2 separate regions of the Homo sapiens genome follow, and region 2 is linked to region 1. The links are chromatin contacts, found by Hi-C or POLR2A ChIA-PET in ENCODE. All regions are on one chromosome and are shown on one strand. Each heading gives the region's core, a stretch centred on a gene start or an enhancer-like site at or near the end of the contact. The rest is flanking DNA. Distances are from core to core; before and after follow the strand shown.

Evidence for each region. Hi-C counts contacts between places; a loop is a spot of excess contacts on that map. ChIA-PET counts read pairs that join two places held with the same protein, here RNA polymerase II (POLR2A). Pooled maps may share reads with other maps.
Region 2: a loop to region 1 is called in a map with no recorded cell type, with 2.9 times the contacts of the local background. The contact joins the enhancer-like site here to the promoter of CAMSAP2 in region 1. A Hi-C loop is called at or near these places in 3 of 37 single-sample maps with no recorded cell type and 4 of 50 pooled maps. POLR2A ChIA-PET finds 5 or more read pairs at or near these places in 2 of 52 experiments (WTC11 and activated CD4-positive, alpha-beta T cell).

The regions. Positions count from the first base shown.
Region 1 is chr1:200,735,159-200,740,944 of GRCh38, reverse strand. It overlaps CAMSAP2 (calmodulin regulated spectrin associated protein family member 2), which reads right to left and starts at 2,052. Exons shown (of 17, transcript NM_203459.4): 1 at 979-2,052. The coding sequence starts at 1,117. RefSeq lists silencers at 1,243-1,312, 1,343-1,702 and an enhancer at 2,343-2,422.
Region 2 is chr1:200,859,040-200,864,748 of GRCh38, reverse strand. It overlaps CAMSAP2 (calmodulin regulated spectrin associated protein family member 2), which reads right to left. Exons shown (of 17, transcript NM_203459.4): 17 at 4,045-5,709. It also overlaps the pseudogene RPL34P6. Among named protein-coding and RNA genes, the nearest start is that of GPR25, 11 kb to the left of the region's middle. Within about 2 kb of position 1,913, at least 5 of the 41 ENCODE cell types and tissues checked have a DNase peak (open chromatin) inside an H3K27ac peak, as active enhancers do.

The sequences.
Region 1 (5,786 bases), core at 803-3,302:
ATATCTAAACTTCATTAACTAGGGAACAGAAATCTTGTAAAATTACTCTTAAAAGTTACCAAATTACAGAAGCATCTTCCAATGAAAAGCAGCTCTCTAATTTTTTTAACATTTCACAACATGGGCTCCTAAAGCAACACTAAAGAATCATAACGGGAGGCCCTTTTCCTGTTATTTTGCAAAGACTGGGTTATGGAGGGAGTGTTTAACTGCTACTGTACTATACAATTTCTGTGTCAACAGCACACGCCTTCGAAAAACTCATCTATTAAAAAACTTCCCAAAGTAGGGAGTTTTTGTTTCTTTTAATTTATGAAGCCAAAATACATTTGGAAAAAAGAATATGCCTCACTGATAATATGAAATGAAAACTGCACCCTACAGTCAGCAAACTGAACGCTGGTTTTAAATAACTGATTTAATAAGAACTTAACATGCGTGCAGAAGGCTGATACAGCCTTAAAGAATGACAACAAAAATTAATACTGCACTCGACACAGGCCACCTTACATCCAACGGAGCCTGAATAGCAGCCATCATTACAAATGTCAAAATCAATATAGTACTATGCACCATCCACCTTCTTGCAATAATAAAGAAACCAACTCAGATTTCTTGGTGGTGTAATCACAATTATGACTGAGGCAGAAATGTACGCAACACAATGAAGAAAATACCACAAATCAAAACCACTCTATGTAAAAACATAAAATTGCTCACTGGGGGATGGGGGGGACATTTTGCCATCCAATAAAAGGAATCTGGCCAAATCCCACCTGACCATTCACGTGCCCTTCATTGAAGACCAAACCTGCTTTCCTTATTTCTCCTTTCTTTCTCTTCCTAGCCTCCCATCATCTCCCTTAACCTGTACGAGAAGACAGGCACGGGGAGGGAGGGATTCGAGAATCGGGAACAAAAACCGAGATGTGGACCACATCAGGAGGAAGAGGGGAGGGAAAGGGTGACACCACTAACCTGTCCCAAAGGCTTTGGCCACCAGCCAGGCCAGATTGCAGGCGATTTTGGCCCTGGAGAAATCATAGTGGTCAAAAGGCTTGATGGCTGGAACAATGAACGTCTTTCTCATCTCCCTGGGGTCTGCAGCATCCCCCATCTTTCACCGCGGCTCCTCGGGATGTCCCGGCCCTAACCTTCACATGGCGTGGCCTCGCCACCACGGGGGTCGGGAGGGAGGGAGAAGCAAGCTCAAACCATCGGGGCCCGGGCGATGTCCGCCCGGGCGCCGACGGAGGAGAAGCTCAGCTGTCCGCGCCGCGCGCCTGCCGCCTCCCGCGGGAGCCGCCGCCGCCGCCGCCGCCGCTCCCGGGCATAGGAATGTGGCGGCGCCGTCTCCGTCCGTCCGTCCGCGCGAGGTCCGCCCCGTGCCCGCGCCCCTCCGAGCCACCCGCCCCGCGAGCCCGCGTGTGAGCGAGGCCGCCTCCCCTTTGTCTCGGTTTAGTCACACGGGCTTGGGGGAGGGTGGAGGCTGGAAGGGCCCGGAATTTTAAGGGAGGGGGGATGGGGGGAGCCTTCAACAATCACGTTGTGGAAAATGTCCCCGCCATCGCGATGCCCGCACGCCCTCGCCTCCCTCTCCCCTTCCCTCGGAGCGGGGAGACCCCTCAGGCCCCGGGTGGGCGGAGGGACGAGCAGGACGAGGGGGAAGCGCGGGGCGAGCTGGCCCACCCAGCGCAGCCCGGCCCCTGCCCGCCGGAGACGCAGCAGCGGAAAACGTCAAAATCACTGCGGCTCACAGGCCGCCGCCGGCCCGTCCCCTCCTCTGTGCTCCCTCCCGTCGCCGTCTCCTCCTTCCCCTGCCGCCGTCGCCGCTGCCGTCTCCCGGGTCTTCCTCCCTTGCTGACGGCGAAGGTGGTGGCCGGGGAGAGGCCGCGAATCCCAAGCTCTCAGTTCCTGTCTTATCAGTAATGTCCTTGTAATTTTTTCCTGCCCCCCTTTCTGCAGCTCGCTGGATCGTTCCCCCTCAGCCGCCGCCGCCGCCGCTGCGGTTTTCCGGCTGCGGCACTGGATGAAGGAGCAGATGCGGAGACTGAGCATGCGCCTTCGCGCGGCTCCGACCCACCCCCCCCAACCCCCGCCCCCGCCCCCGCCCCCTCCCCGCTTCCCTCCCGTCTCCGGCCCACTGAGCATGCCCAGCCTCGCTCCCCGCCCGCGCCCGGGATTCGGGGCGGCTGCCTTTTAATCATCGCTCTGGAGTACTCGCTTCAGTGGACATCCTCCACGTCCCTGGCTTTTGGCTGCTGCTGCCTGCACTGCTGAGAGAGGAAAAGGAAGGGAGGGAGGAGGGAGAGGCCTGGCAATAGCTTTCGTATTCTACTTACACAGTGCTTCATCGAAAAGAGTTGATATTTACTTAAAATGTTCATTATGTGACACACACTTTGCAGCGAACTTGACCTGCACTATCTCATTTAGCCCTCGCAATAATCCTGAGAGGTAGATGTCATTGCTGATTGTCCACGAAAGAGAGGTGGAGTTGATTAGGTCATACATGGAACTTAACCAGGATTGAGGATCTGTGGGGGCTCCAAACCTGTGTTAATTTCATGATATCGAGATATTTTCTTAACTCAGTGCTCTCCACTTAAATTTTATCTCTGAGAGGGCACACGTCCAACAATGCCTCCCCATTCTCTCAGAAAAGAGCATAAATTCTTTCACAAAACAAGCTAATGCCCTTTGTGATCTGGCATCTACAGGCCTTTATAGCTTCATTTTGTCAGAACTGCTCTCTATTTTCTTCAATGAGCATGCCTTCTCAGATCTCTACCTCCTTGCTCAGGGTGGTTCCTCTGTCCACCCAGCTTACTCCTACTGCACCTTCAAACTCCACAGTAGTCACTTCCTCCATGAAGCCTTCCCTGACAGCTGCTGACAACTTTCCAGTCAGGGCTGTCACACAGGTGCCTCCCCTGTTGTTCCCGGAGCACCCTGTTCTTATTTCTGTCGTAGCATCTGTCACATCGTGTGGCAATAATCAGTTACTTGTCGGTTTTTCCCATTGATGACATGATGACAGGGTATATCTCCAGCAGCTATACGGTGCCCAGCCCCATAGTATAATTGCTCAATTAATGGACTACATGTGAATATTATCAAAGTTAACACATACTGAGCTTACTTAAATCACTAGCTCCTCACGTCTCATTTTAATACATTATCTAATTTTATTTTTAAGTGATTGTTGTTGTTATTATTATTATTATTGAGACGGAGTCTTGTTAAGTCGCCCAGGCTGGAGAGTGGTGGCAAGATCTCAGCTCAGTGCAATCTCCACCTTTAGGGCTCAAGCGATTCTCCTGCCTCAGCCTCCTGAGTAGCTGGGACTACAGGCGCGCACCACCACGCCCAGCTGATTTTTTGTGTATTTAGTAGAGATGGGGTTTCACCATGTTGACCAGGCTGCTCTCGAACTCCTGACCTCAGGTGATCCGCCAACCTCAGCCTTCCAAAGCGCTGGGATTACAGATGTGAGCCACTGCGCCCAGCCTATTATTATTATTTTTTGAGACAGGGTCTTGCTTTGTTGCCCTGGCTGGAATACAATGGCAAAATCACAGCTCACTGCAGTCTCAACCTCCCAGGCTCAAGCAATCCTCCCATCTCAGACTCCCATATAGCTGGGATTACAGGCACACATCACCACACCCAGCTAATTTTGTTTATTTTTTGTAGAGATGAGGTCTCCCTATGTTGCCCAGGCTAGTCTCAAACTCCTGGACTCAAGGGATCCTCCCACCTCAGCCTCCCAAAGCGCTAGCATTATCTAATTTTAATCATTATAAAATCCTGTATTATCTTCATTATACAGATGAGAAAACTAAGGCTCAGAAAAAAAAATTAATTACTCTTATTCTGCACAACTAGTAAAGGCAGAGGGCAGCTCCATCAAAAAGCAGGTCCCTTTGTTTCTGTTTAATCCCTGTAAACACTCCTCCTTAAACCTAGTAGGACACAACAGATGAGGCTTGCTAACAATGTGGGATATGAAAAGAATTTGAAAATAATAATATGCCAGAGGGTGGTTGATGTAATTTTTCCAATAATTTAATTAATATTAATAGGGTTTTTCTCATGGGCAAGGAAGGCCCTTTGCTGTATCACATGGAGGTTAATAAAATTAACAGATAGATAACAACTCACAAAGCATGTTCATATGATAACTAATTTCCATATCTATTTTATGAAGTAGGAATTATTATTGTCTTCCAATTCTAGATGCAGGACTGAGAATTGCAAAGATTAAGTGGCATGGCCAAGATTTCATGGTTGATTCATATCTGAGTCTGGCTTCAAATTCAAGCACAGGTCTTCTGGCTCCACTCCTCTGGCACTTTTCCCTGTGCCTGCTCTCTTTCCGCATTATGGAGGCTAACATGTACATAAATAAATTTATAATACAATGTAAAAGTGATAAGTGCTGTAAGAGATATAAAGTGCAGTCAGGGGCCAAGCACAATGGCTCATGCCTGTAATCCCAGCATTTTGGGAGGCTGAGGCAGGTGGATCACTTGCGGTCAGGAGTTCAAGACCAGCCTGGGAAACATAGCAAAAACCTGTCTCTACTAAAAGTACAAAAATTAGCCAGGCCTGGTGGCACACACCTGTAATCCCAGCTACTCATGAGGCCAAGGCACGAGAATTGCTTGAGCCCAGGAGACAGAGATTGCAGTGAGCAGAGATCGCACCACTGTACTCCAGCCTGGGCAACATAGCAAGATTCTGTCTCAAAAAAAAAAAAAAAAAAAAAAAAAAAAAAGGCCGGGTGCGGTGGCTTATGCCTGAAATCCCAGCACTTTGGGAGGCTGAAGGAAGGTGGATCACAAGGTCAGGAGTTCGAGATCAGCCGTGCCAAGATGGTGAAACCCCATCTCTACTAAAAATACAAAAATTAGCTGGGCGTGGTGATGTGCGCAAGTAGTCCCAGATGCTTGAGAGGCTGAGGCAGGAGAATTGCTTGAACCTGGGAGGCGGAGGTTGCAGTGAGCTAAGATCATGCTACTACACTCCAGCCTGGGCAACAGAGCGAGAATCCATCTCAAAAAAAAAACAAAAACAAAAAACAAACCAAAAAAAGCTTGCAGGCAGACCATATATAGGTGGAGGGATTGGGAAGGTTTCTTGGAGACATCTGTTGAATCTAATGTTCTCAAATGCAACTTTGACTGAATTCTAGAGCACATAAATCATGTTAGGAAGAACCTATAGCCCAGAAAGGTTGAAGAGAGATACTGAAACATTTTACCAGTCATTATAATAATCTGCAAGCCAATACAAGATTCTCAGGGCCAGAAATCGTGCCTAATCACCTTGATGTTGCATGTGACCTAGCACAGTAGTTTGCTCTCAATGGGTGCTGGGTAAATACTTGTTGGATTTCATTGAAAACTATTTCAACCTAAATGAACAAGACAAGGAAGAGAAGGAAACAAAGTAAGTTGCTGCAACTTGTCCCTTGATTCAATGGTGATGCATTTAGTAGAGATGGCATTACTAGAACCCCAACTGGGAAGGAGTGTGTTTAGGAATGGGAAAAAACAAAATGCCTAAACAATGAGCAGCTTTTACTGTCAGGGAGGCTGTGAAACAACTTGGGGTCATAGTAGGAGGCTATTATTAAGAGGGAAACACCCTGAGTACAAAGAAGAAGGATTCATTTTCAGGGAGACAGACACTCTAATAGGGTGTTCTTTGTGTCACCTTCAGAATGATCCTTTTAAAACCTGGAAATCTCTGCAGAATATCACTGTCAAAAAGAAATGCTC
Region 2 (5,709 bases), core at 664-3,163, 120 kb before region 1:
GTTGAGACTATAAGGATAAAGAATCCAAGTACAAACTCATTTCGTAATGTATACAAAAATATCTGTACTTAGCCTCTGGCTAAGAAAGAGGATGCAGTTTAGTTAGTTTTGTTCTCATCATAAATGAGGACCTCAAGGCCCTATCAACAGAACTGATGTCTCTGCAATTCAAAATTCACTATTTATTTATTTTTTTAGAGATGGAGTCTCGCTCTGTTGCCCAGGCTGGAGTGCAGCAGAGCGATCTCAGCTAGCTGCAAGCTCCGCCTCCTGGGTTGACGCCATTCTTCTGCCTCAGCCTCCTGAGTAGCTAGGACTACAGGAGCCCGCCACCACACCCGGCTAAAGTTTTGTATTTTTAGTAGAGACGGGGTTTCACCGTGTTAACCAGGATGGTCTCGATCTCCTGACCTCGTGATCTGCCCGCCTCAGCCTCCCAAAGTGCTGGGATTACAGGCGTGAGCCACCGCGCCCGGCAAAATTCAGTATTTAAAGAATTAATGTGGTATCCTGTTGGCTGACAACGTAAGATAGTCTTTTTTTTTTTCCATACAGCAAGTCTTTTCATTTTTATTACTCAAAAAAGCTTCATTTTTTATTTAGCTTTCTGACTCTGCTTGTGCCTTCAACACTTTCACAACAATTTTCTGCTCCTTGATAAGGAAAGCACGCTTGATCCTGTCACAAACACATTTAGCACACATGGAACCAACATAGGCCCTGCTGACATGTTTCTTTGTTTTGGACAACCTCATAAGAACTTTAGGTCTTACAGCACAAACCCTTCAAAGTCTGCCTGGGCACACGCCACACGCAGATTTTGATGCTTTCCCAACCTTCTTGGTATAAAGGTAAACAATTCTATTACCAGGGGTTCGCGTAGTTTTGTTAGAGGCTGTATTGTAGGAAAGCCTATGACAGTATGTCAAATGCTGGACCATTCTGAGTGCCTGTAGACAAGTTCCCCAGGAAGAGCAGTCTTAAGTTCTTTATAGAGTTAGTTTTAGTAGAGTTAGTACCCTATAAAGTACATGAATTCTCTTGATGGACAAGAGGCTCTTACTGTTGACAAGACAAGGGCGCATCTGTCCTTTACTTTCGGTTCCATACCTCTAATACAGCACACGGTATATCCGTTGTTTGTAAAGGTCTAATGGCATCCACTTCAAGAGTTCCTTGATGGAAGAGAACTTACCTTTGTGACCTACCTAGCCCCTTTCATCTAATAACTGTTTCCTAGATAATTCTGATTAACCTATTATCAGAATTTGTTTTCACCACTTTTGCAGTTTTTCCATTCTCTCATCTTTATGAATCTAGATATTAAACAGCAGGTGAGCGTAACAGGCTGATTTTAGCTGTTGTGTTGATGATGGTTAACAGTCTTGGGCAAGAGAACAAAATCCACTTTAACCACAAGTTCTGAGTTTTCTACCAATGGTGAATACGTTATTAACTAGTAACAGCTGTGAGCCTTATTCTTATTCCACAACATGTACAACGCAGTGGGAAACTGTACCATATGGCACAGTAAGGGGATTTGAAACCAGAAGGCTTAGGTGCCACTTGTAATGCTGTCACTTACTAGCTTTGAGTCCCTGGGACAGCTACTAACCTTTTAAAGCCTCATCTTCCTCATCTGTAGAATGGAGACGTAAATGCTCACCTCCTCCCAGGCAGCAGTAAGTTAAAAGAGAAAGCAAAGCAAAGAATCTTTTAAATTATAAAGCAATTTTTTTTTTTTTTGAGACTGAGTCTCACTCTGTCACCCAGGTTGAAGTGCAGCAGCGCGATCTCGGGTTGAGAGCCACATTTCCTTTTCTATATAAACACACAAACCCTGAAGTATGAATAATAGGGTCGGCCAGGAATCACAGCAGCTGAATGTAACTGTGAAGTAGAGGTGCTGTAGACGATACTTGCCACCTGTGTTGGATGCCTCTAACACCTACTGAAGGCTGAATCACAGGTTCAATCACCTAAAACAACAGGTTGGGGTTAAGAAGAATCAAATGCATTAGTAGCCTAAGGTACCATGGTGGCTTTGCTTAATGTGTCCCCAAAAAAAAAAAAAAAAAAAAACCTTAGTGGGTCTTAAAACATTTCTTAATTTGCTTTTCACCTCTTTGATGGAAAATAATTGCCCCCTATTTTCCTGACATAAATAAGCCACTGTAGATGGAATAAAGTTATCTGATTTTAGCTGTTGTTGTGACACATATCACCACAGTGATTTAAACACATGTACAAAACTAATCTGTGTTGTCTAAGCATGTGGCCTTGAGTTGCTAGAAGACCTACATGCCCACAGGGGCAAAAAGGAAGTGACTGAAACTAGATTCTAGATCTCCTTATTTGAAGAGCAACTCTGACATACCAATCTGTGTACTTCCCCCACCCCCATCAAATTAGGCAAAATCATTAATATCTCATTTGTTTCTTTTGAGAAGATACCTATTTCTTAAGCATCTATATACTTCTAAGGGACGACAGAATTTCACACTCATTTTATAGATGTGTTTCTCCAATAGCCAATTCCTAGGTCATAACATTACAGCTACATTTCCTTTGCTGAATTTTATTATCATCTTTCTGTGTAGACAGATCATGAAATAAAGGTGTTTGTTCCTATTCACTACAGAATATTTTCCTCTGCCCTAGTTAAGAAGTATCAATTTCAGTCATAAGGCAACACATTCTTATTGTGTGGGGGCTCTAGGGTTTGTGTACACTTTTTTTTTTTTTTTTTTTTTTTTTGAGACACAGCCTCACTCTGTCACCCAGGCTGGACTGCAGAGGTGCGATCTTGGCTCACAGCAACCTCCGCCTCCTGGGTTCAAGCAATTTTTCTGCCTCATGTTCCTGAGTACCTGGGATTACAGGCGTATGCCACCATGCCTGGCTAATTTTTATTTTTTAGTAGAGACAGGGTTTCGCCGTGTTGGCCAGGCTGGTCTCAAAACTCCTGACCTCAAGTGATCTGCCTGCCTTGGCCTCCCGAAGTGCTGGGATTATAGGCATGAGCCACCACCATACCTGGCATTGTGTACATTTTTCTAATGTTGCCTGGGTCTTAGGGTTTTTTTTTTTTTTTTTTTTGAGACGGAGTCTCGCTCTGTCGCCCAGGCTGGAGTGCAGTGGTGCAATCTCGGCTCACTGCAAGCTCTGCCTCCCGGGTTCATGCCATTCTCCTGTCTCAGCCTCCCAAGTAGCTGTGACTACAGGTGCCCGCTACCAGGCCTGGCTAATTTTTTTTGTATTTTTAGTAGAGACGGGGTTTCACCATGTTAGCCAGGATGGTCTCGATCCCCTGACCTCGTGATCCGCCCACTTCGGCCTCCCAAAGTGCTGGGATTACAGGCGTGAGCCACCGCGCCCGGCCGGGTTAAATATTTTTATTTCTGAAAATTAAAGTACTGGAAATATTGTGGAAATATAGCTGTGCTCTGAAGTTACAGAACCTATCAAAAAGGTCCCAAGCTAGAAAACCACATTTATGTCTACTAACCAGATATTTCTTCAGGTATATAATTAGGCATGACGATTATTTTATAGTTTTGTTATCAGATCTCTTTTTTCTTAAAAAACACCTTTTTCTTTACTCTGTTCTGAGTAAGTAGAATCAGCAAAATCAAAGTGAAACTTACAAAATAATGGTCAAGAACTAGCTTCTCATGGCTACTCCAGATCAGTGAGTTCACTGGCCATTCAGTTTCAAAGACATAGAGCACTAGTTCTGGTACAATATAACTATCAATTCACCAAAAGATAGTGAATTAGTATGAGCAAGATTAACATAAGATAAGCACATTTATAAATCATACTATGTAGACCGTCTGTGCTAAGCATAGAAAGTTACCGACTTTTTAACATTGCCCTAAGTTAGTATTTTTAAAAGGCTAATTATTTCAAGTTGCCTGTTATGAATATTCAAGTTATTAAATTTAAACATAGGTTAGGGGATAGAAAAACTGTATGAGTTATCTCAAGTTCAAATAATTTTACCAAAAACTACATTTTATTCAAGAAACAGAAAAGGAGTCATTTGGTGCCATGCTTTTATTCAAATGAAAGGGGAAAAACTACACTGTACCAGGAAATAGCAAGTATGACAGTATTTTACAGCACAGCATCTTAAAAAACAAAAAACCTGTAAGCAATGCTCTAGAGTGGACAGGTAAGCACACCATACACTGTACATTGCTCAACAGTGTCCATGAAACCATAATTAAATAGCTGAATTTGGCTTTAAACAGCCAAATAAAACTGTAACAGTCATTCTAATACAAAACGGAAAAACCAAGAACTAAATCTTTCCAAAGCTGTGTCAAATAGCAGAATTTGACAGGCTGCACTGGTAACCACGACAAATGTTTGGCAAACTTAATGGAATAGTTATCATAATAATTTGACCTCTGATGATGAAAGCACCAGTGTGTTTCAGTAAGGTTGACGAAAATCCTCAGACTTTATGAAATGGCATATTTTTCAACTGTATAATTTTAAAAACATAATTAAAAAAAAGCTGCACCATAATAAAAAAATCTGCAGACTTAAAGAAATATATCCATATTCCTTCTGCATTAATAAAGTAAAATCTTATACTGAGAGCAATGAACTCTGTGGCAATATTCACATTCTACCTTTAGACCTTATAGACATTCAATTCAACTGTTGGACACACACAAATTTAAGAATAAAGGGTGGTCCTGTTTAGTTTTAAAGTTTCTCCATTGTCTTGCATCCAATTTTCTTTATTTAATAGCGAAGTAATATCACAAAGATTGCTTTGATGAGGGAAATTTAGTTAATATTGAAATGAACAAATTTAGTAACGTAAAATGCTTATTAAATTATCCTTTTGACTACTATTCACATTTTGATTAGATTCATTTATAATTTTTTAAACTAGTTTTAATCTAAACGTGTATTTGACTATCATTTCCTTCTAACTGTGATAGAAATTACTGTCCAAAAGGTAAAATGTGCAATTCCCCATTTTTAATATCCATATGTTATATACACAATATGTATACACTTAAAATATAAGAGTTACATATCCTGGTCTCTTACATGCAAACAGTAGATCACAAATAGTTTTGAGCTACACATGTATCTTGCACAGGTATTGGAAAAAAATCTGTGAAATTTTTTTACAGTTTTAACAAATATACATAAATATAAGAACATAAATTACAGTAAAATATTGACAGCATTTGAGAAAATGTTGATAACCCAGATGCACTGATGCCTAAAGGCCTTATAATAATAGAAAAGTACAGCTCAGGGACATCTCATTCCTATTCTTTTTTTTAAAATAAGTAAATACATCATATGAGACATTAGTTCTTTCTCTAAACAACTCAATTAGAGAAATGTATATATTTTTATCTCTACTTCCCATGAAAGAAAACAAACTACGCATCTCATTTATGATACAATACTGTCTTCCCCCGCTAGTTTACACATTTGTCACAACACTGAAATATAACAGGGTCACATAATCATTCAAGTCTTTTCCTGAGAATGAAGTTTTTCCCCAACTAACCCTCTGGTATACACTGTTAAAGAACAAAGATCATGTAGAGGAGATTTCAAGTGTATACTTATTCTAAGCCATTCCACTTGAAAAGGATTAAAATGAAGAAAAACCCAATATAAGTAAAATAATGTGAAGCTATTTTAAAATTAAAATGTAGCCCTTTGTAC